2 separate regions of the Homo sapiens genome follow, and region 2 is linked to region 1. The links are chromatin contacts, found by Hi-C or POLR2A ChIA-PET in ENCODE. All regions are on one chromosome and are shown on one strand. The core of a region is the stretch at or near the end of the contact, and the rest is flanking DNA. Distances in the headings are between cores, read along the strand shown. Region 1 holds the start of SCAND1 (SCAN domain containing 1). Region 2 overlaps DLGAP4 (DLG associated protein 4).

Region 1 (2,958 bases), core at 264-2,763:
GCACGGTGGCTCACGCCTGTAATGCCAGCACTTTGGGAGGCTGAGGAGAGTGGATCACCTGAGGTCAAGAGTTCGAGACCAGTCTGGCCAACACGGTGAAACTCCATCTGTACCAAAAATATAAAATATTAGCCGGGTGTGGTGGTGGGCGCCTGTAATCCCAGCTACTCGGGAGGCGGAGGGAGGAGAATCGCTTGAACCCGGTAGGCGGAGGACTCAGTCTCAAAACAAAAACAAAAACAAAAACAAAACTATTTGTGAGTCAGCTACCAAACAGAAAACCACCTGGCCGAGGGCTGTCAGGGCCACGTGCTTTTACCTACATCATCTCACTGAATTCTCAATTACCTCTGAGAGGTAAGTTCTATTACATCCACATTTTACTGATAAGAAAACAGTAGCTCAGAGATAGCAAGCAGTTTACCTAATAAAAACAAGAGCAAACTTCTTAAAAGCCCTTTCTCTCCAACGGCTTAATTTATTTAATCCTCCTAACAACTCTGAGCTGGGTATCGTCAAAGGGGATTCCACCAAGGTAGCCTCACTCCAACACTCTAACCCAAGGCTGCTCAACAGAAATATAATGTAAACTGCACATGCAATTTAAATGTTTTTAGAAGCTGCATTTAAAAAGTAAAAACACAGGTGAAATTAATAACATTTTTATTTGACCCAATATATGCAAAACATTATATTCCAACATGTAATCAGTATTAAAAAGTATTGAGATAATTTTTACATCAGTTTTTTCGTACTAAGTCCCGTATTTTACAATATAGCACATCTCAATTCGCTATATTTCGAGGGTTATCAACTAGCTACGTTGCAAGAGCTGAGTCAACTCAGGAGGCCAGCGGCCACCATAAGGGGCAATGCATTTAGAGTTCACTTATTAAATGCTGACGTTAACAGAACCCACAGAGCCGCATTTCCCTTGGTTTCGGAGGACACGCGAAAAATAACAACAGCAAAGGGTTCTCGAGCATCTCCTTCGCGCCAGACGGTGTGTTGTACTTTGTCATCGTCGCAGTAAGGCCGGTGCTATCGCCCTCCTAGTTTGACCAAGCGAGAGGACTTTCTCCAGATGGGCCCCTCCCGAGAGAATGGTCGCCGTCCCGCTCTCCTGTTCGGGTCACCACCGGCCGGGCGCCACTCGAACGAGCCCCGGCCAGCCGTCACCCTAATCATTCCCGAAGGAGGGGCCATCAGAGCTACAGCTCATCAGGGTCAATCAGAAGGGGCGCCCGCACGCAAAGGTCACCTGCAAACCGAAGCGGCGCACGGATAAGGTCCGGGACTTGAAGTCTATCTCCAAACATTCAGGCTCCTCCTCCGACTCCTCCTCGAACTGGCGCTCAGAGGCGCCACCATTCGGAAGGAGCCCAGGCCACGCGCAGCTCGCCCTCCCGCACCGCGAGGGCAGCAGCCGCCTCATGCGACTCGAGAACGCTAGAGGGCGCCGCTTCCGGGAGCCCGCAAGCGGCTTCCGGGTGCTCGCGCGCCGACCTGGACGCAGAGAAGCCAGAGACTTTCGCTTCCGGCTGCCGCAGGCGCTTCGCTGGTGCAGGTAAGCTCCGCACACTCTCGGCCGGTCCCGAGTCCGACTCCCTCAAGGGTGACGCGAGCTCTGCCCTTTAACCGGAAACGTCTCCCTGCTCACCCCACCCCCGCGCAGACGCAGTGCTGAGCACACAGCTACCGGACAAAGAGTGACGCCCGGAGCTGGAGTTATGGCGGCTACGGAGCCGATCTTGGCGGCCACTGGGAGTCCCGCGGCGGTGCCACCGGAGAAACTGGAAGGAGCCGGTTCGAGCTCAGCCCCTGAGCGTAACTGTGTGGGCTCCTCGCTGCCAGAGGCCTCACCGCCTGCCCCTGAGCCTTCCAGTCCCAACGCCGCGGTCCCTGAAGCCATCCCTACGCCCCGAGCTGCGGCCTCCGCGGCCCTGGAGCTGCCTCTCGGGCCCGCACCCGTGAGCGTAGCGCCTCAGGCCGAAGCTGAAGCGCGCTCCACACCAGGCCCCGCCGGCTCTAGACTCGGTCCCGAGACGTTCCGCCAGCGTTTCCGGCAGTTCCGCTACCAGGATGCGGCGGGTCCCCGGGAGGCTTTCCGGCAGCTGCGGGAGCTGTCCCGCCAGTGGCTGCGGCCTGACATCCGCACCAAGGAGCAGATCGTGGAGATGCTGGTGCAAGAGCAGCTGCTCGCCATCCTGCCCGAGGCGGCTCGGGCCCGGCGGATCCGCCGCCGCACGGATGTGCGCATCACTGGCTGAGCGGTGGAGCTGCGGGCGGCCAGGGCCGGGCGCTCTGTGCGGACTGGGGCCATGATCGGGCCCGGGGGCCTGAGCCTGGGACCCCACCCCGTGTTAATGAAAAATGAGTTTTGGCAGCGCCTGTGGTCTGGTGTGTCTCTTTCATTCGTTCTTATTGGGTTTATTTTACCAAGCCTGTTTCCTACCGCCTTTCTGGCTGGTGGCGAAACGAAGTTGGGAGTCCGTAACAATAAGGCCTTCGTTGGCTATAGTGGGATCTTTAGATGTTGACTGAACCTAGGTTATCCCTCTACCACACATGGGAAGTTTTTCACCTGGGCTCCCAAGGACCCACTTGGGTTTCTTACACGCAAAATAGCTGGCTCTATTAAATGCTCACTTAACTGGCTACCTCTATACCAATATGGGCACCAACTTGCACCTGCCCTTTGGGTACAGGCTTCCCAAAATGTCCAAGTTACTGGGCCATTTTAATGTGAAGTGTTTACTGCACACCTTCACAGAGATAGGCTAGTTCTTGTGAGCTCTGGCTTATGCCGCCAGGCTTGCTCAACTTCCTTGCCAAATTTTAGGCCTGTGGTAGGAATAAAGCAGAACTAGTTGAAGTAATGGATTATTTACATTACTGAAGCTACTCATTTTAATGTCTCTCCGGCTGGCTCCCTTTTGGTGTTTAAACTAGCATAAT
Region 2 (2,987 bases), core at 408-2,907, 510 kb before region 1:
GAGACGAGGGAGCCCGGGGGAGGGAGGCAGAGATGTGGCTCTAGTCTTGCTCTGGGATCCTAGGCATCCCTACCCGTCCCTGGGCCTGCCTCCATGCTGTGGAACAGCCATGTTTTAGCTCTAGAATGTGGCTTGTATTTCTCTTTAAGGTAGCCTTGGTTTCTAAGAATGGGTGGGTCTGTCTGTTAACACAGCTGATTCCAGCACAGGTTGAGTGAGGAAAGGCAGCCACAGTCAGGTCTGGGAAATCTGGGAACCCGAGAGAGATTTACACCACACACCTCATCAACCTCATTACATTCCTGTAAGGACTAGACTTCATTCCTGCTCAGGTGTTCAATTCCACAGCCTGCACCCTGGCCCAGTCTGACTTGACAGTGCCTGCTGCCAGGACCAAGTAGGGGAAAGGTGACTTGCTTCTGAAAACCACCAATCCCCACACAAAACAAAGCTGATGATGGTGATGACTGCCATTTATTGAGGGGCTGTTACTACACGAGTTCTCATTTCCATCCCAATCTGATAGGGAGGAAAACGGAGGTACAGAAAGCTGACTAATCCAAGGTCACACAGCAACAAGCTAGGCTGTCATGCAAACCAGGGTCCTCTCAGTTCAGCTTTTCCCAGGTTGCAGCCGACAGGCTCTCAGCACCAGCATCCTCTAGAGAGCTGGTTTAAAAACCTAGGGGCATGTGATTCCTGCCCCAAGACCTGCCAAATGAGAGTGTCTAGGGATGGAGCTTTATAAAGACAAGAAACCCAAATTTTATATATGAGAAAACTGAGGCACAGAAAGGTGGCGTGACCTGCCAAGGTCATGCCGTAAGCATCCTCAGGAGTCCTGCTGGGACTCCAGAGCCAGCAAGGACAAACTTCCTGGGGGAGGTGGCATTTGACAGTGTGGGCCTCTAGGGGAAGAGAGGGCACTATAGGGGAAGAGGACAGCATTAATAAAGGCTGAAGCGGGAAAGGACAGGCAACAACTTCTCAAAGTGGCTAGGGGAAGGAAGAAATACATACAGAACCACGATGACAGCCTTCCCGCAAGAGCCCATCTGAGCTTCTGGGAAGAAAGCCTGTGTGGCATTTACAATCTGCAGGTCTCCAGCAGTGGCCCTCTGGGTGTGTCTGGTTGCTGCTCAGGATGAGAAAGCCACGGGAGGTGGTGACTCAGTCCCCACCCAGCCTCCAGATAGCCTCCTTTTAAATTCAAGATGAGCTCAGAGACTGGGGAAATGTCAAGAAAACCCTCCTCCCAGAACAGATGGGAACAGACCCAGGGAAGGCGGCCTGAGGGGTAGGCTATCAGGCAGAAGCCATAAACCTGGAGAAACGCTGCGGGCTGTGGAGAAGAGGCCTGGGCTACAAGTTTGCCTGTCACTGCTGTGGCTGTGGGCCCCTGAGCAGGTCCTTGTCTCTCTCTGGGCCCCCTATTTTTCATTCACCTGTGAAACAGGGAGAACTCCACTGGCTTCCGACTTCCAGGCCTGTTGGTGGAGAACAATGGTCGGGAAAGAGCCTGGCTGATTACACAATGCCTCACACAGCCTGGGAGAGATGAGAAGATCACTCCTATTACTATTAGAATAGCCACAGGTGCTTTCCTAGTTATCTAAACCCCAACCACAGGGCATGCGGGGGTGGGGGGGATGGGGGGGGAACTGGGCTGTCTAGTTCCTACAAAGAGAAAAGTCACCCAGATGTTTTTGGGAAGGGAAAGTTCACATTTATTAAGTGCCTACTGTGCACCAGATTTAAAAAAAAATACATAATCTCATTTAATCCTCATCATAATCCTGTAGTACAGATCTTGAGTCCAGATAAGAAAACTGAAGCTCAAAGAAATAATTTGCCCAAGATTACAAACGCAGTGAATGATGGAGACTGATTAAAACCAGGCGTTTGTGGTTCTGAAACCCAGAGTTTCTACTCTCTGGAACAGTTTCTTCTTTTTTTTTTTTTGAGACAGAGTTTTGCTTTTGTCACCCATGCTGGAGTGCAATGGTGCAATCTCAGCTCACTGCAACCTCCGCTTCCCAGGTTCAAATGATTCTCCTGCGTCAGCCTCCCAAGTAGCTGGGATTACAGGCGTGTGCCACCACACCCAGCTAATTTTTGTATTTTCAGTAGAGACGGGGTTTCACCATGTTGGCCAGGCTGATGTCGAACCCCTGACCTCCAGTGATCTGCCCGCCTCGGCCTCCCAAAGTGTTGGGATTACAGGCGTGAGCCAGCGCGCCCGGTCGACAGGGTCTCATTTTGTTACCCAGGCTGGAGTGCAGTGGCATGATCTCAGCTCACTGCAGTCTCGACCTCCTGACCTTCTGGATTCAAGCTGTCCTCCTGCCTCAGCCTCCTCCAAGTAGCTGGGAATACAAGCGCATGCCACCACACCCAGCTAATTTTTGTATTTTTTGGAGCAACAGGGTTTTGTCTTGTTGCCCAAGCTGGTCTTGAACTCCTGAGCTCAAGCGACCTGCCTGCCTTGGCCTCCCAAAGTGCTAGGATTACAGGAGTGAGCCGCTGCTCACACAATTCTTGAGGGATTCCATGATTTCAGAATCAGTCTTAGGATAAGGAATGTTATTCCCATTTTATGGATTAGGAAGCTGAAGCCCAAAGGAAAGTGACATCCCTAAAAGTGGGTGAGATGTGGGAACTGGGATCCTGCACCCCTCACTTCCAGGCCAGGCACCAAGCCCTTCTTCTTTTCCACTGCAAGTAGCTGAAGTAAAGCACCAAGCACAGCGTACACAGTAAAAAGGTCAAAGGATGTTAGAGATTGTCATTATACACCAGGGGCAGGTGATAACAGCATGACAGTGACTTCTTCAAAGGCAGTGCCATGGAACAGGACCCAGAAGTCCTGGCTCAAACCTCTGTGGGTCCCTGGCCCTTCTGGGCCTCATCTCTTCATCTGTAAGACAAGGCGCTTGAACAGCTGATCTCATTCCCTGCACCAAAGTTCTAGGACATCCTAAGCTCCT

Evidence for each region. Hi-C counts contacts between places; a loop is a spot of excess contacts on that map. ChIA-PET counts read pairs that join two places held with the same protein, here RNA polymerase II (POLR2A). Pooled maps may share reads with other maps.
Region 2: a loop to region 1 is called in a map of naive thymus-derived CD4-positive, alpha-beta T cell, with 4 times the contacts of the local background. The contact joins the enhancer-like site here to the promoter of SCAND1 in region 1. A Hi-C loop is called at or near these places in 3 of 168 maps with a recorded cell type or tissue (B cell and naive thymus-derived CD4-positive, alpha-beta T cell), 10 of 37 single-sample maps with no recorded cell type and 14 of 50 pooled maps. POLR2A ChIA-PET finds 5 or more read pairs at or near these places in 9 of 52 experiments (AG04449, CD4-positive, alpha-beta T cell, CD4-positive, alpha-beta memory T cell and 6 more).

What each region holds. Positions count from the first base shown.
Region 1 is chr20:35,953,057-35,956,014 of GRCh38, reverse strand. It overlaps SCAND1 (SCAN domain containing 1), which reads left to right and starts at 1,513. Exons shown (of 2, transcript NM_033630.3): 1 at 1,513-1,567; 2 at 1,676-2,391. The coding sequence starts at 1,731. The coding sequence ends at 2,270. It also overlaps a transcript of CNBD2 not described here. RefSeq lists enhancers at 946-1,155, 1,256-1,455, 1,536-1,795, 1,916-1,995.
Region 2 is chr20:36,463,826-36,466,812 of GRCh38, reverse strand. The region is part of intron 7 of DLGAP4 (DLG associated protein 4); the gene reads right to left. Among named protein-coding and RNA genes, the nearest start is that of MYL9, 76 kb to the left of the region's middle. RefSeq lists a silencer at 1,013-1,307 and enhancers at 1,198-1,377, 953-1,878, 1,879-2,805. Within about 2 kb of position 1,657, at least 25 of the 41 ENCODE cell types and tissues checked have a DNase peak (open chromatin) inside an H3K27ac peak, as active enhancers do; they include CD4-positive, alpha-beta T cell, where a contact is called at or near this core.